Regions from separate parts of the Homo sapiens genome. Here region 2 is linked to region 1. Evidence: chromatin loops called from intact Hi-C (ENCODE). Cell type or tissue: Caco-2. All regions are shown on one strand. Links, peaks and the distances in the headings refer to the core of each region. The heading gives the core; the rest is flanking DNA. Region 1 overlaps LINC01702 (long intergenic non-protein coding RNA 1702). Region 2 overlaps GNG12 (G protein subunit gamma 12).

Region 1 (12,331 bases), core at 1,614-9,613:
CAGACTGAATGGCTTAGAAAAACAGAATTTTACTATCTCACCATTCTGCGGGCTAGAAGTTCAAGACCAAGGTGTCAGCAGGGCCATTCGTCTCTGCTCAGCTCAAACATCACTTTCCTGGAAAAGCTTTCTGGAATTAGCCAGGTTCCCCTGTTAATTATTCTCTTGGTGTACTCTACTCCTCCCCTCTGGCGGAGCCGGAGAGGGATCTGCTCCAGGCCTCTCCCCTACTTCTGGTAGTTCCTTGGCTTGTGGAAACCTCAACTCTAATCTTCACATGGCCTGCTCCCTGTGCATGTCTGTCTCTGTGCCCAGATTTCTCCCTTTGTATAAGGACACCAGTCCTATGGGATTAGAGCTCACCCTCATGACCTCATGTTAACTTGATAACATTTATAAAGACCTTATCTCCAGATAAGGTCACATAAGGCACCAGGGGTTAGGATTCCAGCTTATCTTTTGGGGGGACACAATTCAACCCAGAACGGCGGCATGCTGGGAGGCCTGCCAGTGATCCATCGGAGCAGCAGGAGGAAATCATCCAGCGGGGTGAAAGACAGGGGAGGGGAAGAAAAGGTTTCTCAGAGCGGGTAAACCTTGGGCTGAGTCTTTAAGGGTGAATAGCTATTTCAAGCAGCCCAGGATAGAGGTGAGGGTGAGGCCATAGGTGTGGAGTGGGTAGGATAGGTGGGCAGGAACCAGATCATAAAACACATGATGAAACCACTGTTGGTTCTGAATGTCCCCAGTTCCTCAAGCCCTTAGGCATGATCCTTTCATTCAATATTCAAATGGAAAAGCTGAAACAGCCATGCCACCAACAGCGGGAAGCCCAGTATCCCTGAAGATTTGGTGTGGTTCTGGGGTTAAGGCGAGGTGGTGCTCTCCCGGCTCTGAGCTCTGTGGCCCTGATCCTCTGTCCCTCGCTGCTCTCAGCTCTGCTGCTGCAGTCGGCCCCTGAAGTCTGTCCTCTGCATCTTCCTTTCTGGGCAGCAACTCACTTCCTCCATTCCCCAAAACACCAGTAACGTCCGAGTGCTGGGATGGCCAGCTCACACTGCAGGCTTGAGAGAGCCAAAGAAGGCCACAGCACAGACAGAAAACCACTTACAGTTAAACACTGACCGTGGCGGCCCCAACTTGCATAGGCCACCTCCACCATAGGAAGGTTCTTACCAGCCAGCTTTATCTTCTTAAGCACCTGTGACCTCCCTCCACCTCCTCCGTCTCACCAGTTACAATCTCCTAGAAGCTTTTAAAAAGACCAATTCCCAGGTCAGGCGCAGTGGCTCACGCCTGTAATCCCAGCACTTTGGGAGGCCGAGGCGAGTGGATCACCTGCGTCGGGAGTTCGAGACCAGCCTGACCAACATGGAGAAAACCCGTCTCTACTAAAAATACAAGATTAGCTGGGCATGGTGGCACATGCCTGTAATCCTAGCTAGTCAGGAGGCTGAGGCAGGAGAATCTCTTGAACCCGGGAGGTGGAGGTTGTGGTGAGCCAATATCATGCTATTGCACTCCAGCCTGGGCAACAAGAGCGAGATGCTGCCAAAAAAAACAATTCCCAGTACTCATCTCAAATCATTTTAGTCTGAATCTATGAAAGTGGGGCCAGCTGGGCATGCATGTGAAAACTCCCAAGTAATTCTAGAGAATACTACTCTGAAGCTAGACCTTCCTCACATCTCCCCATCCCCACTGTTCTGGCAGCAAGGAAAGCTCTAGTTCCTTACCGTATAGAGCAATTCCTCTCTCTCTCGCTCTCTCTCTCTTTCTCTCTGTCTCTCTCACTTGTTCTCACTTATCCAAGCCTAAGCATATAGGCCATACCTCCTCAAAAATGTAAAATCCATCACCGTGTTTTCCTAAATAACAGAATTCTTTTTTTTTTTTTTTTTTTGAGATGGAGTCTCGCTCTGTCACCCAGACTTGAGTGCAGTGGTGCAATCTCGGCTCACTGAAACCTCCATCTCCCAGGTTCAAGCTATTCGCCTGCCTCAGCCTCTCGAGTAGCTGGGATTACAGGTGCCCACCACCACGCCAGGCTAATTTTTGTAATTTTAGTAGTGATGGGGTTTTGCCATGTTGGCCCGGCTGGTCTCAAACTCCTGACCTCAAGTGATCTGCCCACCTCAGCCTCCCAAAGTGCTGGGATTACATGTGTGAGCCACCACACCTAGCCAGAATTATTTTTCTTTAAAGTGAATTGTATCTCTCCCCTAAAAGGGAAAAATTATAACTCTCAGCTTTCATTTTAAATACCATATTTTAGTGACTTTCAGATTTGAATATTTTTCATATTTTAGTCTATTTGAAATTGGATGTGTTTTATGATCAATGGGATATCATAGTTTCATCAACAGTATTAATTAGCACTTCACATAATAAAACACCTTACAGCTATAAGGGGATTTGATTTGATGAAATCATGTAGTAATAATTTTTTTATTTTTCCTGTCACAAAGGCAAGTCTTGCCAAGGAGTTTGGACTTTATACTCCAAGTAATAAGAGGCTGTCAAGGGATTTTAAAGGAAGGAGCGACATGGCAAAGTTTTGCTTCCAAGAACCTCTTCGTCTCATGCCAATGGGAATAAAGTAGGGATTCTTCTCACTGAGCTGGAATAACCTGCTTAGGGGTTAAAGGATCCAAACTTGCTTCCTTTGGGGCATGAAGGTTCAGTTCCTCGTGTTAAGGCCACGTGTCACTGTGGTTCAGACACCAGCTCTCTCCCAAGAGACCCCAGGAGACCGCATTCATTGCCTTGATGATTTCTCCACTTGAGGAGCCTGCTCTCCTGCAGGCCAGGAGACCTGTTTGTTGGCACTTCTCACCTGGTCCTTCTTCCCCAGGAAACCAGGCATTAACCAGGCACCCCTGAGAGGCCGATATATAACTACAGGAGGCCCATTTATTCGCTTACAAAGCGAAGTTAAGCTGGCAAGCAGACAGAACACTCTAGTACGGAGATCAGTCCATTCTCTCCCTGGAGGCAAATTACTGGAGAAGCCAAGTTATAACCAGAACGCCAATTTATTCATTTATAATGAGAAAATCAGCTTTCGAGAGTACTGGAAGTTCACACAAGCCAGAGCACTTTGTTCTTTCCCTGTTGAAAAACGAATACCCAAGAAGCCAAATTATCCAGAAGAGCGAGCAAGGAATTGTGGCAAAGGTTGAATAGAAGACCTATCTTTCGGCTGAATTGCTCAAAGCGCTCTTACCCACTAGAGGGTTTGCTTTGCCTGGCAAACCTCTTTGCTCAGGTCTGCTTGCCAAGCTTTCTTCTTGCCTGGACACTGAATGGACAGGCCTTGCCAGCATTTGCCCCTGAGACTTGTCATTTTCCAAGCTGCCATGGCTGGTCAGCTTCCTTCTCTTACAATGGGGTCTCCTTCCCCTAAAAGTAATTGAGGCTTGGTTTATTTCCTTAGAGTCTCAATCAAACCCAGTCTAATCTATTCAAGAACACACTTAAACACAATCTCTTAGATTTTTCCCACAAACGGTTTATCCTAACCAGTGTATGTGTGTTTTATTGCTTAATCCCTTACAACTTTTTATTTATTTATTTATTTATTTATTTATTTATTTATTTATTTATTTAGAGACACGGTCTCACTCTGTCACCCAGGATGAGTGCAGTGGCATGATCATGGCTCACTGCAGCCTCAAACTCCCAGGCTCAAGCAATTCTGATGCCTCAGCCTCCCGAGCAGCTGGGACTACAGATGTGTGTCACCACGCCCAGCTAATTTTTTTTTCTTTTTTTTTTTTTTTTTTGTAGAGACAGGTCTTGCTGTGTTTTTCAGGCTGGTCTCAAACTCCTTGATAAAAGCAATCCTCCTACCTCAGCCTCCCAAAGTGTTGAGATTACAGGTGGGAGCCACCACTCTTGGCCTACAAATTTACTTACAAATTCTCTGGGACTCCAGGCAGTCATTTTCTTAGGACAAGCAACAAGAGGAAATGAGCTCTGTTGAATAAGAAACTGAATTCCCCTTTGACACTCTGGGCATGGAAACCCTCCCTTCTCCAAAGGGCTGGAGTAACCCTCAGGGGCTTGTCCCCCAAGGCCCTATGAATGAAGCTGGATTTAGGTACATGGGCGGGAGGGAGAGCCTCAAACCATGGGTGGATTTGGTTTGATATGCATTGCAAGTTCGTCCTATCAGAGGGTGGAGAATACAGACCTTGAAGCCACACACAGCTGGGTTCCAATCCCAGCTTTGCTGAAGATACAGCACTCAACATCTCTGAGCCTCATCTTTAAAATGGGTACGTCATACCTCTATCTCCCAGAAAGGTGAAATTAAATAATAATGCACAACACTTGGCATGTAATAATCATTATTCCTTCCTCTTACCCGTCTCAATTTTTCCCATTACAGGAAATTGTTCCACAAAACGCTGCGACCTCTAGAAAAATGCTCCTTCTCTCCACTCTGCCCACCGCCACCCACCCAGGTATTTTAAAGTCAGTGAGAGAGGCCTAGCAATTACATTCCTTTTCTTTTCTTTTTTACAGTGTCTTACACCAAAATATTTACATTTGTGTATTTGATTCTAAGAAATAGGGTATATAGAGGACAGATGATTGACCATGAGTTGGTAGGTGTTGAAGCTGGATAATGAGTACAAGGGAATTCATTATATTATAGTCTGTACTTTGGGATATATTTGAAATTTTTTGTGTTAAGAATACTTTTTAAGGCTGGGCACAGTGGCTCACACCTCTAATCCCAGCACTTTGGAAGGCTGAGGCACAAGAGTCGCTTGAGCCCAGGAAGCGGAAGTTGCAGGGAGCCGAGATCACGCCACTGCACTCCAGCCTGGGCAACACAGTAAGACTCTGTCTTAAAAAAAAGAAAAGAAAAGAAAAGAAAAAAAGAATACTTTTAATAGAAAAAAATCTTAATGGTAAGTTACTATATGTCAGACACTGGTCTAGGAGATGGGGTTTAAAAGAATAAGTCTAAGCTTGCCTTTGAGGAATTTAGTTTAATGGGAGAGAAAACTGTGTTAATGGTCCTTTCAAGCTGAGTGATGAGGGTGAGTGAAACTTTGTGTTATGCAATGCTCACATATTCCACCCTGACGGAGTGCCAGTATGTCCGGCTACCAACGGTGGTGGCGTCCCCATGTGGCAAAAGTGTGAACACCACCTGCAAGTCACTCAGCCTTCCTGTATTGAACTGGAGAAACTCGACTAATTTACAGTGTGAGAAGCTTCTCTTTTCTTCAATATTTGCATATAAATGAGACTTGATTAATATATTTTGGCACATTGCTTCAAATCTGTGGCATAATTTAAATTTGCATAAAACTTGGCTGCTGAATTGTGATGATCTGTTTACTTCTCTAATAGGGTCCTCTTCCTCACCTCTTCTTTTCCCAATGGAGTAGAAACAGAGAGGGAATGAAGGAGGGAGGATAGAAAGAAAGAAGGGAGGAAAGAAAAAAAGGGGCAGATTAGGCAGAAAGACTGTTTGCTCTTCTCCCTCTCCTACCTCCCCAATGTCAAAGTTATGTTATACGAGGTTTGACATTAGTGATCCTCTCTTTTGTGCTGTGCAGTAATTGACATATAAGTGATGTGAAACCCTCATGCTGACTGGCCTCCCCATCTTGGGCTTATCATTTCACTTTCCAGAACCTATATTATAGATTTCTCCATCTGTTATATAATAAAGGAATAGCAGTACTGACCTGACTTCCCAAGGGTCATAGAAGGGTTACACCAGATAATGCAGGAGAAAGCCCTTTGAGCACAGTACAGCCAGAGACACATGTTAGGGGTGTTATTAGGACCACTGACATGGCAACCACAGCTGCCACTTCCTTATGACTCACTAGCCTCTTATATGAGCCCGCCTCACTATGAGGCCCTGAAGGGTGCTGAGCTAATGTTTGTAAACCACTTTAAAGAGGAGAGGGGCTTTAAAGCAGCTTGGAACACTTCCGATTAGATGACCTCTACAAGAGTACAAAGGAAAATAAATATGGACTTTCCTCTTCCTTTTAATTTTCTTTCAAAAAGAGAGACAACTAGCTCCCTCAGCAGTGTACACCACAGTGTTTGAGTTAGCCATGTGAGTACAGAAGAGTTTTCTGGGACAGGGTCATGAAAAAATATTACGGTTCTTTTTTTAATGGGAAAAGAAGTGCGTGCTTGTTTTTAAAAAATGCAAATGATATAGGAGTATAGAAAATAACAGGTAAGGCCAGGCACAGTGGCTCACGCCTGTAATCCCTGCACTTTGGGAGGCCAAGACAGGCGGATCACCTGAGGTCAGAAGTTTGAGACCAGCCTGCCCAACATAGAGAAACCCCATCTCTACTAAAAATACAAAATTAGCTGGGTGTGGTGGCACATGCCTATAATCCCAGCTACTCGGGAGGCTGAGGCAGGAGAATCTCTTGAACTCAGGAGGCGGAGGTTGCGGTGAGCCAAGATCACGCCATTGCACTCCAACCCAGCCAACAAGAACGAAACTCTGTCTCAAAAAAGAAACCAAAAAAAAAAAAAAAAAAAAAAGCTGGGTGTGGTGGCTCACACCTGTAATCCTAGCACTTTGGGAGGCCGAGGCGGGTGAATCACGAAGTCAGGAGATCGAGACCATTCTGGCTAACACGGTGAAACCCCGTCTCTACTAAAAATACAAAAAATTAGCTGGGCGTGGTGGCGGGCACCTGTAGTCCCAGCTACTCAGGAGGCTGAGGCAGGAGAATGGCGTGAACCCAGGAGGTGGAGCTGGCAGTGAGCCGAGATCGCACCACTGTACTCCAGCCTGGGCGACAGAGCGAGACTCTGTCTAAAAAAAAAAAAGGAAAGAAAAGAAAAGGTAAAAGCCCCATTTTTTCAAATATCACTTCACCCTTTCCCTAGAGGTAGCCACTGTTAACAGTATGGGAGTGTATTCTTCCAGTTTTTATGTAGATAGATAAATAGATCTTTCTGTGCATTCTGTCCTGCAATTTTCTTTTCTCACTTAACTCTAAATAGTAGTGTTTAAGAGTAGACTTTTACAAAGAAATTAAGAAGGAAATATAAATGTTTTACCAAGGGAACTACCCACTCAAATGTATTTCTTAATTTTGCAAGTAAGCCTTATTGTAAATAGGGAAAAGAAATAAAAGAGAAAATATATAATATTTTAAATAAAATCAAATGTGTTTCTTAAACCAAAACATGGAGTTGGAATGTTACCCTAGCTGCTGAGAGAAAACTATGCCCTGTACACATCTTTATCACATGTTTGTCCACCCAAACTAGAATGCGAACTTCTCCAACGTAAGCAGTATTCCCTGGACCTAGCACAATGCCTGGCACAAAGAAATGTTTGCTGAGTGAATAAATGAATAAACAAATCAACCGTGACCCTGGATTCTTGCAGAAGTTATCCATTAATTAGGCCAGGCACAGTGGCTCATGCCTGTAATCCCAGCACTTTGGGAGGCCAAGGTGGGCGGATCTCTTGAGGACAGGAGTTTGAGAACAGCCTGGCCAACATGGTGAAATCCCCATCTCTACTAAAAATACAAAAAATGTTAGCCAGGCTTGGTGGCGTGCACCTGTAGTCTCAGCTACTCAGGAGGCTGAGGCACAAGAATCACTTGAACCCAGGAGGCAGACATTGCAGTTAGCTGAGATCGCGCCACTGCACTGCAGCCTGAGCAACACAGTGAGACTCTGTCTCAAAAAAACGAGTAAGTTCTCCATGAATTAATCTCTCCTGGGCCCCTTCTGTGCTTTATGGCATCTTGTTTTTAGCACTTTTACACATTATGTTATTTTGGTATCACAACAGCCCTTTAATTACGTTACACTTGGTATTTCATCTTGTCACTACTTTACAGATGGGCAAACTGAATCCTAATGAGGTGACAGAGCTGAGCCTAGAACCCAGGTATTTTCTGTTGCACCACTCTTTATATTCTCCATTGCCAGCCTCTGTGGTGTACAATGGTCAAAGGAAAACAGAATTAGTTTAGTTTCTACAGAGCTGAGAGCACACTTGAGTTGGCGAGGGTTAATCCTCATCAGTCTGTGAGCTAGGAAGGCTACTTTAGGCCTGGAGCTGCATTGCTGGGCAGCAAACCTTATGAAGTCCTCTTGTTTGCAAATCCATCTTCTGCCATCTGCTGGATGAATTCAGTATTTCATTACTGCTCTTCCGCCATCATAACAGTTTCCCTCTATTAAGGAACAACTTGGTGCCATGTAATTCCCATGTATAATTTCTATTACTCCTTAAAGCAGCCCTAAAAGGTAGGTCTAAGTTTTAGCCCCATTTTCAGATAAGGTAACTGAGGCTCACAATGTTTAGGTAACTGACACTCTGTGTGTTAATTTCCTAGGGTTGCTGTAAGAAGTTACCACAAACTTGGTGGCTTAAAACAACAAGAATTTATTTCATAGTTATGGAGGCCAGAAGTTTGAAGTCAAGGTGTTGGCAGGGCCACACTCTTCCAAATGCTCTAAGGGAGGATCCTTCCTTGCCTCTTCCGGCTTCTGGTGCTCCAGGCATTCCTTGACTTGGCTGAATAACTCCAGTCTCTGCTCCATCTTCATGCGGCCTTCTCCTTCTCTCTGGGTCTCTCCTCTGTGTTTCTCTTATAAAGATATTTGTCATTGGATTTAGGACCCACCAGAATAATCCAGGGTGATCTCCTCTCGAGAGCCTTAAGTTAATTACATCTACAAAGACTCTTTTTCTAAGAGTCACATTCATAAGTTCCTAGAGTTAAGACATGGATGTATCTTTTTAGAGGCCACAATTTAACCCACTACAATATGTTAGACAGTCAATAAGTTATACAGCTGGCATGTAGCCTCATGTCTATTGATTCCAAAGACTATGCTCTTAATCATTGCTAAGGGGATCTAGGTTTTTGCTAGCCTCACTTCTGTCTCCTCCACCCCTCAAGTCTGCCTTTCTAGGCACCCTCTTCTCTCCTTTTAGTGAACCCCCCTCCCCTTCCACTCTGCACACAAAAAAAACTCCTTCCACCCTGAGACTGCCCCCTGGTGCTGCTTGTACAGGGTGTCCACATGATTTATCCAAATGAAGATATATTTGAGAATGCAAGAGAAAAAATGGGGGTTGATATGGTTTGGCTATGTCCCCACCCAAATTTCATCTTGAATTGTAGTTCCCATAATCCAGATGTGTCATGGGAGGAACCAGTGGCAGGTAATTGAATCATGGGGATGGTTACCCCCATGCTGCTGTTCTCATGATAGTGAGTGAGTTCTCATGAGATCTGATGGTTTTATAAGGGGTTTTTCCCCCTTTTGCTCAGCACTTCTCCTTGCTGCTGTCATGTGAAGAAGGACCTGTTTGCTTCCCCTTCCACCACGATTGTAAGTTTCCTGAGGCCTCCCCAGCCACGCTGAACTGTGAGTCAATTAAACCTCTTTCTGGCCAGGCGTAGTGGCTCACACCTGTAATCCCAGCACTTTGGGAGGCCAAGGTGGGTGGATCATTTGAGGCCAGGAGTTCGAGACCAGCCTGGCCAACATGGTGAAACCCTGTCTCTACTAAAATTACAAAAGTTAGCCAGGCATAGTGGTGCACACCTGTAATCCCAGCTGCTCAGAGGCTGAGGCATGAGAATCACTTGAACTCAGGAGGCGGAGGTTGCAGTGAGTCAAGATTGCACCACTGCACTCCAGCCTGGGCGACAGAGTGAGACTCTGTCTCAACACAAAAACAAAAGCAAAAACACCTCTTTTCTTTATAACTTACCCAGTCTCAGGTATGTCTTTATTAGCAGCGTGAGAACAGACTAATACATGAGTCAATGATTGTCCTGTGACAACAGGTTTAAAGTGGGAGAGTGCCAAGCAAACCTGGATGCAGGGAGTCCCTATCATTGCCTCCCACGGCTGCGCTCTTCTGCTGGCTTCCCCAAGACTCCAAAACTTTTCTTGTACTTCTGTAGTAAATCCCCCTTCCATGGTGCATCCCTACCCAAAATGTGATCAGGAGACTATGAGTCCCACCAGAAATCTAATAAATAATTGCTGCATTTATTTATTTATTTATTGAGACGGAGTTTCACTCTTGTTGCCCAGGCTGAAGTGCAATGGTGCGATCTCTGTTCACCACAACCTCTGCCTCCTGGGTTCAAGCAATTCTCCTGCCTCAGCCTCCCAAGGAGCTGGGATTACAGGCGTGAGCCACCGTGCCCAGCCTATTTTTTAAATATTTGTTAAACTTTTGGAAGATTGTGTGCCGCTAATCACTGGAACACAATCCCTACCCTGAAGGAGTTTACAGACTAATAGGCAAGTTGGACCAACAGATATAGATGCCAAAAGTTTAGAAAAACCTTACCAGCCATTAAGCAAAGATCTCTGGCTGCTGCTTGAAGGAAGTAGTTGGTGCCTTAGAAAAGACTCTTCAGGGAAAAGGGGAAGGGAAATGGCATTAACATAGGGTATTCCAGAAATTCTACTTGCATTGTTTCATGCTGTTGTCATGATCCTATGAGGAAGATATGGGTCCACAGTTTGTTGTCTGAAATCTTTGGGGCCAGGTGTGTTTTGAAACTCAAAATTGTATACATTTTTAAGAAAAAAAATGTTACAAGTATAACATAGTATGTGCCACCCCCAGCAGGGTCTGGGGTTGTACTCCAATTATTAAACTAATACTTTAATAATTGTGTAGCAAAACATGTAGATTAACATTAAATAAAATAAACACTGACTATAAAAAGCCACATGAAAGGGTTTTATGAATAAATTAGTTCAGGTCAATTAGATTTCATCACCAAAGTAGTTAAGAATAGAATATCAGTTTCCAGGCCAGGTGCGGTGGTTCACATCTGTAATCCCAGCACTTTGGGAGGCCGAGGTGGGTGGATCACCTGAAGTCAGGAGTTCGAGACCAGCCTGGCCAAGATGATGAAACCCCGTTTCTACTTAAAATACAAAAAATTAGCCAGGTGTGGTGGTACGCACCTGTAATCCAGCTACTCAGGAGGCTGAGACAGGAGAATTGCTTGAACCCGGGAGGCAGAGGTTGCAGTGAGCTGAGATCATGCCATTGCACTCCAGCCTGGGGGACAAGAACGAGACTTCATCTCAAAAAACTAAAAAATAAAAGAATAGAGCATCAGTTTCCAAAACTTTTGGATTTGAAGATTGTAGAGTTTTATTATTTGCTCCAATTTGTAGACAAAGAAACTGAGGCTCAGAAAAGAAACTTGCCCAAGATACACAATGAGTAACTGATGCAGCTGGACTTGGAGTGAGCCTCAAGTTAATTACAACTATAAAGATCCTTTTTCCAAAGAAGGTCACATTCACAAGTCTGCCTGGCTCACCCACAGCATCATTCTGTTTTAATTTTTGATTCAGATAAGTTACCTGAGCCCTACCAAGCCCCGAGTAATATCATGACTTTTGAAATAATATTGGCTGTTCCAGTCCCACTTGTCTTTGTAGAAACACTTGAATCAAAGCTTTAAATCAGTGCAGCCCAGGACAGCTTTGAGTGCAGCCCAAAACAAATTTGTAAACTTTCTTAAAACATTATTAGATATTTTTTGCAATTTTTTTTTAGCTCATCAGCTATTGCTAGTATTAGTGTATTTTACGTGTGGCCTGAGACAATTTTGCCAGTGTGGCCCAAGGAAGCCAAAAGATTAGACATCCCTGCTTTAAATCCTGTGAACATGAATAATCTTTTTGTCTACCCATATTTGTGACATGCCTTTTTGAGACATTTGTCAGTGTAAATCAGCGCTTTCAGGCAGCAGGGGGACAGTTCTTATTTGTGAACTTGAAAGAGACTTTTAATTAAAAAGTTATGTAGATGACAATACAGGCAGAGTTGCTTAGAAAGCAAAACCAGACAACTCCTCTTTGTTGACCTACTTCAAACACACGTGTGATTACTTAACTTTATAAAAAGAAAGTCCCCAAGAGAGTAATAATTATTCCTAATAACACCTTTAAAAGAAATGGTCTGGGCTGCTCTGCCTATGGAGTAGCCATTCTTTTTATTCTTTTACTTTCTTAATAAACTTGCTCTCACTTCAAAAAATTAATAAATAAATGCTCTAACAGAAATGGGAAAAAAAACTCAATCCAAGAATAGCTTAAAATATTGGCTTCCTCAATTGATACTGCAGATTCATGCTCCCAGCACACCCCCTGGCCAACACTACCACCCCACTCTCACACACACGATGTGTATTGTGAGGATGGTGAAGCTTGGTTAAAATTTGTTCTTTCTTTTTCCTTTGCTGAAAGCTGAAGTGCTGGCAGGATGCAGTGGCTTATGCATGTAATCCCAGCACTTTGGGACACCAAG
Region 2 (12,331 bases), core at 1,982-9,981, 220 kb before region 1:
CTGGCCTTGGAATCTCTATTGCACCCTCTACCTTACCTATTATAACATTTACTGCACTCTTTTGAAGTTGTCTGTTTTTCTTCCTCCCACTCCCACACTCTAAGCCCCTTGAGGACAATGGGTTCGTCTTACCTGGCTGAGCCCCAGGGCCAGGCACAAGTAAGATGGGCATTCAGCACACATCCAGTGGGCAGCTCTGCTGCTCAAACTTTTATTTTTTTGCTTCACTGTACAAAGCCTAGTTCTGCTTGTTCTATTTTAAGGCTTTAGCATCTTGGTGGATCAAGGCTGTCATATAAACAAACAAAACCTTACTACCAGTGATCTCCTAGAACCAGGATATATTTAGCACTATTTGTCGGTAATTACTGTTCGTTATGACCTTAGGACATTATAAAAGTCCTAAGTGCTCTTGACTCATCAGAGGCAAATTAAATTATTCCTTTAGCAAACATTTTGAGTATCCACTTTGCACAAAGCATGTGTTCAGTACAGTGAGGTATATAAGGATGGATGTGATAGGTTTGCCTCCTAGAGTGGACTGTAGAGCTTTTATATTTTGTTCATGTTTCTTCCTACATTGAACATTTGTAAAAATAAATGAAGAAATTAAGCCCCTGAAGAAGGCCCATCTACAGGTTGTGAGACCTTATAGTGTGAGGCCGGAAGACGATGCTGGCTCTTCATTCAATCTCAAGAGTAGGACAAGCCACCAGCCTCTGGGAGATACAAGGATCTATCAAAATGCAAATGCTGCCCTTAAAAAGACCACAGTCTAAAACAAGAAACAAGATTTGTACCTAATAAGTACCTCTAAGACAAAATAGGAAGTGAAAAGTGCCCAAGAATCTGTAATCTGTTTGAGCTCCAAGTAACAGAAAACCCAATTCAAAATGGCCTAAACCAAAGGGAACTTACCATCTCATATAAAAAGAAGTCCACATGTAGTCTGCTTCCAGTTTGGTAATTCAGCAGCTCAACACCATCAAGCTCTTTCCACCTACTCTGCTATCCTCAGAGCATCAGCAAGCTCTCCTCCTAGGTACAGAAAGGTCAAAGGCATCCCATCCTCTTGTAACAACGCCAAGGCGGACAGATAAAGAACTGTTTCTTATGCATCTCTCTATGAATGAAGAGACCTTTCAAAATTCCCAAGCCAACCTCCCCTCATGTCTCACTGGTCAGAACTGGGGCACATGCCCACCACTAAACACTCAGAAGTGGTCTGGGGCCATCCATGTGGCCTAGACCAATCTGGATTTACCTTCATCACATGAGGAAAGAGTGAACTTGTTCTACCAGCAGAGAGGAGGGAGTTAGATGGCTGTCAGGTAGCAGGCTGGAGTGCCTGCTACACAAGGAGTGATTAAAAACCTTCCACTGCTCAGAGGAGAGCAAGGAAGTCCTCACGGAGTGGCCTCTAATGCAGAAGACCAACAAGTGTGCTCGGTATCCTGATGGGAGAGACGGAGGTGCTGTGGCTTCCTGCATCAGCACTGCTTCCTGCAGGAAGCGATATCTAAACTGTGGACAGAACTTTAAAAGGGGAGGGTCACAGTCAACTTTTCTTTACAGAAACATCACTTTGGGTGTGCAGAGTGGATTGAGGGGAGGTAGAGAGACCAGCTAGACAGCCATGGCTGTGCTACAGTGATCCAGGGGCCAGCTGCTTATACTCCCAACTAGGGTGGGGCAGTGGGGTAAAAATATACTAATTTGAGAAATATTGAGGTGGCGTAAGCAGGACTTGGAGACAGAAGAAGGGGTGTGGTGGAGGAGTGGGGAGTCCAGAACGACTCTGGGGTGTCTGGCTTCGGCAGCTGCCTGGATGACAGTGCCACTCCCTGAGCTGGAGACCACAACAATAGGCGGAGGTTTGTGGTGGGGACAGGAATGATGAGTTCAGGTATGACCGGGGCTTAGTGTGTGGGAGGTAGGCGTGGTTGGGACCAAGCTGAAGAGGTGACCGGCAGTCATAGCACACAGCACCTGTGGGCCAGGCCAAGAGCTTGCCCTCCAGCTGCCCAGAAATCTGTACAGAGTTGGAGGTGAGGAGAGATGAAGGAAAAGAAATAACATGCGCAGAGGTGGGGAGCTCACAACTCTCCGGGCACGACCGGGAACAGAAAGTTGTTACACTGAGCTGCACAAAGTGGCCCAGAGGAGAGTGGCCAAAGGGGCAGGGCATGCTGGAATGACAACAGCAGCCCGTGTAGGGCAGCCTCATGAAGAGGAGAAGGGAGCGCCTACCTTTACCCTGGCAGAGTGCTCACATACACTGCCACACTTAACGCCCGCCACCTGTCCTGCTGGGCAGGCATTCTCTCACCGACACCACAAAAACAACTCAGACAGAAACCACCCAAGGGGATCAGGGCAGTTCTAGAAGTAGCTCCCCGTTTTCCAGTCTCAGGCCAGTGCTGTCTTTACTACAGACCCCTTCAAAGATCTTTATTCACCACTGACCGAACACTTTAGTAAGTGCTAGGGATACAGAGCACAGTCCAGTGTGGGAGGTACAGAAAGGCAAATTGCAAACCCAGCAGTGAAGCATGGAGGCAGAAGCTGAGCTGTGAATGCTTTTCATGCTTGGAGGGGAGGTGCATGCGAACAGCTGATTCATGGAAGGTATCGGGGCTGCCCTGGCCCCCGCTTCAGTTCTGGCTGGCCTGCCCACCACTCCTTACTTTATGAAGTAAATTTCCTCCAGTCGCAGGACTTGTCATGGGTGATGTTCACTGTAGGGCATGAATTGAAACTCAGCAAGTACAGATTGAGAATCGCTTATCTGAAATGCTTGGATCCAGAAGTGTTTCAGATTTCAGGTTTTTTTTTTTTCAGGTTTTGGAATATTTACATTATATACTTACCAGTTGAGCATCCCAAATTTGAAATGCGTCAGTAAGCATTTCATTTGAGTGTTATGTCAGAGCCCAAAAAGTTTCAGATTTTGGAGGATTTTGGATTTTCAGATTTGGGATGCTCAACTTGTATTTGAAAACAAGAACTTAAAAAAAAATTCTTTCAACATAATTACCAAACACCCACTCTATATTCAGCAGTGTTCCATGTGCTGGGCATTGAAAGGTTAAGTAAGACATGGGTCCTGCTGTTGTGGAGCTAAGTAGGGAAGAGGGCACATGGACAGACCATTGTAGTATGACAAAGTGAATGCAGTGGTGACACTGTAGGAAGCAAAGGGAGGCCAATAATTCAGCGTAGCAGTCACCTGGAAAGGTTACTGGAAGCCATAATACAGGTCAGATTCGAGCCACCTTTCCCTGCCTTGAGATTTTTGTAAGGACACAGGGACATAAATTGGCACTTAGTGTCTAACAGTGTCTGGCAATGGATGATATCCCATATTATTTGTAGCTCAGATTAGTGGAGGAATTAGCTAAGAAGTATAGAGAGAATGTTGCTAAAATAAAGTAATGATACCTTAGTCAACTGTCAGTTACTTTAAGGAAAGAAATTAAAGTATATGAAATCAATTAGAACAAAAATAGTTCATTGTTTCCAACTTATGTGATTGGGGCGAGGTGTTGAAAAGAAGTATTAACTAGCTCATGTCTGGGCCCAACAGGAAAGAACACCATGACTCATTAGTGATAGCTGCCATGAGTGCTGATCCATTAGGGATGTCTACCGTGAGTGCAAGAGGAAAAGAGGCAACCTCCATGCCACATGTCTGCATTCCTTAAATTAGAATAACAGCTCAAGGTACTGGGATCTGACTGCATGCAACCTGTTAACCCCAAACTCCTACATGCTTGGCATTTTTCAGAGACAAAGTAAACAAAGTAAACTTTCAAAATGTCTGTTGTGATCCTGGTACATTCAGACCAGTCTCTTATACTTGCTACTTCTGGACAGCTGCCCTCTTCTCTCCAGTGAGACCTGGAACCAGAGCAACATCCTGAAACGCCAAGGAAAGATGAATATGGGGTACTTAATTACTGCATTGATTCAATTATATTTCTCCCAGTGGTGGGAGAGTGAAGGAGTATACGTTAGATTTCCTGTAAGAGCTGATCAAAGAAAAGGCCTGCTAACAAGCATATGGTTATCAGAACTTCTCATTAAAGGGTCAGCGTAATCAATTGAGGATGGGCCACATTGAGTAACTATGAGGTGCTATGGGGCAGGGAAGGGACTGCAGTTTCTTATGTCTTGGTAATAACTCTTGCTGAAAGACAGATGTAATACGACCATACTGATATTTGTCATCCTTCACAGCCATTAACCTGGCATCTCTGTTGTGCCACTTAAATGCCGACTTAGCTTAGAAAGACAGCTGTGGACTCCAGAAAATGGGGAGAGGCTCACCTCATTCAGTACCCGTGTTCAGCACATTAGTCTTGAGAGAGGTTTCTGTTTGCTTATGGTTTGGGTTTGACTCTTCTAGAGCATCTGCATGATAACTCTTTCCACCAGCCATAGAGACACAAGAGATGTCTCACAAGCCATGCTGGAAAATCACTTAGATTTCTTTTCAGGATGCTATTGAATGGGAATAAGGGCCGAGGTATGGCTTTTCAGGTTACCTAAGTATCCCAGAAGCAGTACGCCAGTCGACATTTGTGTGCATGTACTTTTGTACTCAAGACCCCAAACACAGCAACCCTGACCTGTTTGAAGACCCCACCCTGGACAGGGGACAGTGTTTCCCCAGAGCTGCCACTCTTGAGGCTCTGGAGGAGACTGGGTACAGAGACCCTAACTGTGGGACAGTCAACTGAAGGTGACTGTCCTGCCCCCTGAGCCATTGAAAGCTTTTTTCTTCAGATACTATATTATTCCCAGAGGTGCCATTAAACATTCTCCCTATGCTGTAGTGAGAAGTGGCTCACAGACTCTGCCTCTCTGTTGAACAACTATAGCTTTTACTTTGAAAACTAATGTCATTCATTTCTATAATGGCTAATAAATATTTTTAGTGGCCCAGAATGCATTTTAAAACGTGTGTGTATATGCACGTGTGTGTGTGTGTGTGTGTGTGTGTGTCTGTATGTGTATCCATGTAAATGGGCAGTCCTGGTAGACTATGAGTGGATGCGTGGGTGGGTGGGTGAGGGGGTGAATGTGTGTAAATGGTTGGGAAAGTCTGGAGTGGCCCAAATAATAACTGAGGTTAAAAACTGGTGAAAAATATTTTAATGTAAAAGGAAAAACAAAAGTTCATGCATCTTTTTTAATGAGGAGCAAAAATAACTCCTTACCTGTTAGTGTTATTTTTAAAGTATATGATGAGTAATTTATTACCTGCTGCTACATATAGTGTCATAAAATATGAAAATACGACTAATAAGTGGGAAAGGAAATTTGTGCAAGTCAGCATTGCTGTAACTGAAAGAACTAGAGTTTATCCTGCACATATACTGGCAGTCTAATGTGAGTCTGAGGCAAATGAGAGAGCTCAATAAGACTGCATGTAAGTAGATATAGGATATTCTGAGAAATAAGAGGGCCTGGAAACCTAAGCCCCAGTTATAACACTGTTTCTATGGGAAAATATGCTACATAAATACCTTCTTTGAAACCAACTTTTGAAACCCTGCCGATTTGTAAGTTAGGGGCTAATGATATAAAATGATCACCTACTGATCTGTAAAATTCTCAGCACTAGTCTGTCATCAAGCATTTATTGAGTAACTGCTGGGTGAATTACGCTGTGATGAGCATAGCAGGGTGAAACAAAAGAAATAAAGGAGTGTTTCTGCCCTCAAAAAGCGTGCACCTCGTTGGAGAGAGAAAACCTGCATACAAAGCAACCTGAGAACTTTTACAATGCCTGAGCCCACAAAGCAAGAGGCCTGCAGGCAGCAGTGTGAAAGAGGGATGTGAGGCAAGTGTGGTTAATCAGGAAAATGTGAGGTTCCACTGGGAGAACATGTTCCCTGTTCGTTTGTAATCCCCCAGAGGCACACCAAAGACTCTCTCATTTTTCCTGGAGAGCCTCACACAAGCATGAAGCAGTAGCTGCGGTGAATGTCATATGATCCTGGCGTGCCAAGCAATTCAAAACTACAAATGGCATGTGGTATTACCTTATTAGGAAAGGTTCAGGCTTTTTTCCTCTTTCTGCTCCGTTTTTGTTGTTTAAAGGAAGATAGGTTGTTGGCAGGCTGGGCAGTGGGTACCTTCTGTACCCAGAGTTTCAGTTCTGAAGCACACCCTGGTGAATCATAGCCTTTCTGAGAGTGCCCAAGGTTTGGAGCCCAACTTTGTGTTTTTGTGTAAATTTCTGGGAGAGTCTGTAGATGGGACAGTTCCTAACCAGTGACTCAGCACCTGAGAGGCAGAGTCCTTACCTTATTTGTCAGGCAGAGCTGTTGCTTTTCATTTCTCTCCAGCCTTGAGGTCTCCAAAAGGGAGAAGGGAGATCAGGAGAGGGGAACAAGTTGTGGATAAAAATTCTCAGTCTGGGGCTGTGGTGCATCCCACTGGGAATGCCGATAGCCTGTGGAGATGGGCGTGTGGCTGAGGCTGCCTTGCCAGGTGAGGCATCCAGATCAACCAGTCTGTCCTGATTGGAGGCTCCTAAAATAAGCCCTTTGCTCTGTCGTGCAGGCTGCCTCTGAGACGTGCTTCCTGGGGGCAGCAATCAGCAAACAGTTGTACCCAGACCCTTCCTCCTGGTACTGTATTTTAGCTTTGAGAAGCACTGAATCCGTGTTACTATATATGCAGTGGGGGAAAGGATGACATTCCTCCTCAAAAGATTTACATCATCATCAGTAGCAGCAAACATTTATTGAGTGCTTACTGTGTTCCAGGCACTCCATATGCTTTGTCTCATTTAATTCCCTTTACAGCCTTGGAAGGGCTTTTTTATTATTAAAACTCCTAATACTGTTATCTTAAAATAATAATTTTACCCTAATGTAAAGTTCCATTTTGCAGGTGAAAAAAACAGAGGTTTAGGGAAAGGTTAAGCGACCTATCCATAGTCTCACTACGAGCAAATGACAAAGGCAGGATGCGAACCCAAATCTGTCTCCCTCCAAACTAAGTTAGCAGACTATTCTTCTTAGACACCTTTTTATTTGCGGTTACTATAAGTAATGTCTGTAGACCTTCTGCTTTATTCTCCTGCATTATTCAGGAAGAAATGGAGGGTTTGGTTGTTCCCCACCTCCTCCCCTCCAGGGGAGTGGGAAGAGGGAAAGTCCTTGGAAAATAAGTCAGAGATGATTTTTTTTTTTTTAAGGAGAGTTTGTAAGGGAAGTGTTGAGTTGGCCAACCGAAAGGGAGAGGCTATTCTGGACTTCACATGTGTTATGGAAGAATGCGTGGTAATGAGTGGGAGAAACAGAAAGTAAACCAGTACAGGGCAGGATCAAATAGAAGGAAATGTGATAGCAAAGAAAGGGGCAGTCCTGCCTCCAAAAGTAGCATGTTAATGATTAGCACTCTGCAGACTTTTCAGATCTCACATGCTCTCAGCAGTATTCAGAACTCCCTTGTTTGGGGGAGAGTTTTGCTTTCCAAAACACAAAACCATGACATTTAATTCTCAGTTTCTGTAGGGACTAGATGAAATCACCACTGGAAAAACAAGAATGGCAGTGCATGTTAATTATTTCAGGAACTCTTAGAGGGTGCGAATAAAACAGCTGCCATCCCAAAAGACGCTGCACTTCTTCCTCCACCCTCTCTTCTTATCCCCCCAAGCACGATTTCTGTTTTTTGTGCCCTTCTTGCTACTTCTTTTAAAGAACTCATATCCCTGTGTTTCACTGAAGAGAAAAATGCATGCAAGAGATTATTGTTATTTTTTTATAAAGCATGTTACATCTTCCCAGTAGCCTATGGTATGGTTTCAGGACTACTCTGATTTTTGTATCTGATTGACCTTTGATTGGTAGCCACCAAACTCTGGAAAGCCAGGAATTTCTTTCTTGATCTGTAACCAAACTTCCAAATGCCCAGAACTTCCACTCTTCAAAGGAAGCATATTACAAACAGAAAACTCCTTCGAAAAGTGAATTGTAGTCCACCCTTTAGGTTCTCTCCTTTCCCTGCCCCCACAAAAAGGAAAGTTCTTTATCTCTGCCCTCTGCCTTTCTCTCCCTGCCCCCTCATGCAGACTAACAGTCTCTTGTTCTGATATAGAATGTTCTGTAATTATTTGTCCTCTGAAGATTAGGATAATAAAACATTTCAGCCACCCTCTTTTGGGTTCCCACTTTGCCCCAGTGAATAGAACTGTGCCCCACCATCCTTCTCCTCATAGCCAGCAGCCTCAAGTCCCACAATAGCTCTGCCTTGGTACAGGGAGCCAACATTGTTTGCATAGCATACGTTCCTGGACAATTAGAAGATCCAGTTTAACCTTCAGAGCATCCCCATCAGTTTGTGGGTGTTTGTTCCGGGAAGAGGAGGAGAGATGGTGACTTTTGTGGTCCACACATGATGCTACCCACACACAAGTTCAAATCTTTAGAGATGAGCTGAAAATTGTGTTGCTAAAGTTCACATGTAAAATCAGACTTTTTAGGTACTTCAGTCTTTCTGTCCAGAAGCAGATAGCATTAATATTTGCTTCTTATAACACTACTTGCCCACCTCACTCTCATTAAGTGAAAGCTTTTTTAAAATAGCCCAATTTCATGTAAAATTAATATTCATTAATCAAGATACTGTAATAGCACACCTTTCTGAAAATACATTCTGGTTATGATTGGTGTCTGATGAGGGAGGCTTTAAAACTCTTACTCCAAAGATGATACAGTCTTGGGCCATCGAACACTCAATAGATTTTTTATGGGCTAGGCGCGGTGGCTCACGCCTGTAATCCCAGCACTTCCAGAGGCTGAGGCGGGCAGATCACTTGAGGTCAGGAGTTCGAGATCAGCCTGGCCAATATGGTGAAACCCCATCTCCACTAAAAATATAAAAATTAGCTGGGCATGGTGGCACACACCTGTAGTCCCAGCTACTCAGGAGATTGAGGCAGGACAATCACTTGAACCCGGGAAGCAGAGGTTGCAGTGAGCTGAGACCGCACCATTGCACTCCAGCCTGGGCAACAGAGCAAGAGTCCGTCTCAAAAACAAACAAACAAAAAGATTCTTTATGCTTTTAAAACTGCATGTTAGGAATTATTTGCAGTTTTGTGTGCATAAAAGTTGGATCCCAAAATGGTATCAGGAAAGATAGGAGTAACTAAGTTGAAACTCACCAGTTTTTCTTCTACTTATTTAGAGTGAATTATAGCATGGCCTCCACCACCAAAAAAGAAAAAAAAAACACACACTTTTAAAGTATATTATTTGCTTTAGGAATGTTTAGCTGCCTTTCACTTTCAAACTGGAATTTAAGCCTTCTACATCATTTTACCCCCTTTCTGTTGTCTCTTTTCACCTTTCCTTAGACTCTGAGAGAATAAATGTTTTAGAACTTTGGAATCAAAATAAAATGGCAACCTCCTTGAATTACTTACTAATACTCTCTGGGTCTTAAGCGTAATTTTTTGCACATAATTTAAAAATCAAAACACCAACTGGTGGATTTAAGCCAAACTCCCTATTTTTAGAACAGTATTTTTTAGATGGTAGATTTTATTTTAGACCACAGGGATGGAGAGGAATGAGGGAGGCTCCTGGGCACTTCTCCATCCCTTGGTGAAGAGCTGGTGTGACCACCTCCCCCGCCCCCATAGCTCCCTCCGAATGCCTTCCTCAGCACAAGCCACTTCCGTGCCTTCATGAGTTGATTGCTGAGAAGAAGGGATGTTACAGGCTTGCTTAGTTTAAAAAAAAAAGTATTTGGTAACTTTCTTTTTAATTCTGGTGAATTTAAGTGCTCATCGAGCTAGAGGGGAAAGTGGGGACTTTTTAAAAAATTAAGAATGGAAGAGAAACGTTTCTTTATTCTTGCAGGAATCAACTTAACTATGCCTTTGTCAGCAGGTAGTTTATTGGAGAGTCAATTAAAAAAGAAGGCTCTGGCCTTTAATTATCCCAGTTGGTATTCAGCTTTAGAAAGTCTGTGGACCTGCTGAGTATGTTAATTTAACAACTTTATAGTATCTTAACTCTGCCATTTCTCCACCCAAACCACCTCCCCAAAGAAAAGAATTTAGAGGAGTCAGATGATACAATACACCAAGAGCTTTAGTCCTGCATACCTTGTTTCTTAGGACTTTGGACTTTCATTAATATCTTTAGGTAAGTTTGTTTGCTTCTCATGTAACTTCAGAGTCATTTATTCATTGGTTCATGTATTCATACTTTCCACAAATTCGGTCAATAAGTATTTATTAAGTACTGACTCTTTAACAGTTGCAGGGATATAGACAGAGATGTCCTTGCTTTCAGAAACCTTAGCTTCTAGGGGGATGGAGAAACAAGTAACAAACAAGGAAAACTACATCAGACAATGATAGGTGCTACACGTCATTTCCACAAACATCTATTTATGTATTTATTTATTTTTTAGATTTTTACACTGACTTGGAAACCACAAATACTTACTAAGTATCCACCTGTTACCCAGCAAAGGAGATGCCTGTGGAGAGCCCTGTTTGCAAAGGGGCTCTAATGTTCCCTTTCTTACTTGCCCCCAACCCTGTGAAATAAGGGGACGGACACCATTTTCTCCATTTTAGAGAGAAGAAATAGAGATGCAAAGAAATAAAGCAGTTTTGTCCAAAGTTATAAAATTCGTATGTGGGAGAACCAGACCCTGTGGGGCTTGGATGCCATTTCTGGGCACTTTCCTTCCCAATGCCATGCTGCCTGGTCACCGGGGCAGCTTTCCACCTGGGAAGAAGCAGGGCCCAGAAGAGTGAAATGCCTTCTCCAAGTCACGCAGTAATTCATGTCAGATCTGAGACTAAAGCCCAGGACTCTTCCAAATGTATTCTTCACATCAACAATTCAGATGGAAAGCTATCAGGTCCCACAACAGTGTTTGTGGTGGGCTTGCTACATTGGCAACTGTGAAAGTTGATTTATATAAATTTTCTGTGATGACACATCTATTACCCTGGTTTATTTGTCGTCTGTGTATAAGTACCCATACAAGAGAAAGTTTTACATTTTTATTTATTTCACACACTTAAGTAAATATTTACCATGTGCCAAGCACTGTGCTAAACACTTTACAAATACTAATACATTCATTCCTCAATACAATCCAATAGGATAGGTGCAATTATTATTCGCATCTTACAGATATAGAAAGAGGTACAGAGAAAATAAGCGACTTGCCCTCAGTCATATAGCAAGTAGGTGGCAGAGCTGGTCAAACCCAGACATTCTGGCTCCAGCCTGTGAACTTAGCCACTACTCTTGGTTGTAGTTTTAAATAGGATCACATTCTCTCTTAGGAGATGTGCTGGGAGGGACAGAAGATTTGGAGGTAGAGATTCAAATGCCGGATCTACCCCTTGCTAAGTGTATAATTTGGTGCAGATGACCAAAGCTCGCTCTTCCCATCTGTAACATGGGACATGTTACATACTTTGTAGGGTTCTAGTGAGGATGAAATGAGATATTAATAGCATCTGCATGGCCTTTCACAAAAAAACCTGAGTCCTCCTAGCTCCTGCCCCATGAGTAGCAGTCACATATGTGTGATTCTGGAACCGGTGCCTTGTCTCTGTCCATTTCCATGGCGCTGCACTAAGACGTGGGCCCTCTCTGCAGACTATAAACTGGTGCTCCTTCTTACAAATGTTCTTCGTATATCTGAAAATCAGTTATTTAAAGAAGTGCCCGAGCACAGTGTAGGGCACAGTGGAGAGGAAACACCAGGGGTAGCCTCTGCCTTTCCTTGGACACCTGAGAATTTCATCTCAGGCTCTGGAGTTGCGGACAGCAGTTGGCAGTACAAAAACTCTGCTGTTTAACCCAGAACAATCTTGCTTAGTAGGCACCCGGGGAACCAGCATTTAAGAGCAAAAGTTTGGAGTTGATCTACCTAGGATCACATCCCAGCTCTATGACTTGCTAGCTGTAATTTACTTGATTTCTTCATGCCTTTGTTTCTCCATACATAAAGTGGGAATGATAGAAGTACCCCCTCATAGGGTTAGTGTGAAGATTAAATGAGGTAATTCTTGTGTAGCACCAGTACCTGGTACATAGGAAGCATCCAGTAAATACTGTTACATTTATTGTTCGTACTGTCATCATCACTCAAGCAATGCCCTTTGAGGATTCTCTTCCCCACGCACACACACACAAAAACTCACTCAAAGGAACACACCCAAGTGGCTTACTATGTTATTTCTACTAACCGTTTTCAGCACTTCACTGACAAATAAATACCATTTTCTCTATTGTGATATATTTCCAGAAAATTGTTTAACATGCAACTA

What was found. Hi-C counts contacts between places; a loop is a spot of excess contacts. Peaks named below come from ENCODE experiments on the same cell type or tissue, not always from the same donor. Only the 100,000 strongest peaks of a DNase experiment are listed, where the experiment ranks them.
Region 2: a loop joins it to region 1, with 4 times the contacts of the local background. A loop is called at or near these places in 25 of 110 quality-filtered maps.

The regions. Positions count from the first base shown.
Region 1 is chr1:67,528,393-67,540,723 of GRCh38, reverse strand. It overlaps LINC01702 (long intergenic non-protein coding RNA 1702), which reads right to left. Exons shown (of 4, transcript NR_199729.1): 2 at 10,975-11,071; 3 at 10,346-10,495; 4 at 8,394-8,618. Among named protein-coding and RNA genes, the nearest start is that of LINC01702, 12 kb to the right of the region's middle. RefSeq lists silencers at 1,207-1,389, 7,204-7,498 and an enhancer at 4,944-5,238. In Caco-2, for the core only: CTCF peaks have their summits at 4,948, 5,148 (motif pointing left) and 8,150 (motif pointing left); DNase peaks (open chromatin) are centred at 5,123, 5,863 and 8,093.
Region 2 is chr1:67,743,861-67,756,191 of GRCh38, reverse strand. All of the region lies in intron 2 of GNG12 (G protein subunit gamma 12), which reads left to right. It overlaps LOC105378781 (a long non-coding RNA gene), which reads right to left and starts at 1,444. Exons shown (of 4, transcript XR_007066163.1): 1 at 919-1,444. RefSeq lists an enhancer at 9,460-10,281. In Caco-2, for the core only: no CTCF peak of the experiment used is centred there; DNase peaks (open chromatin) are centred at 6,501 and 7,329; H3K4me3 peaks cover 839 bases.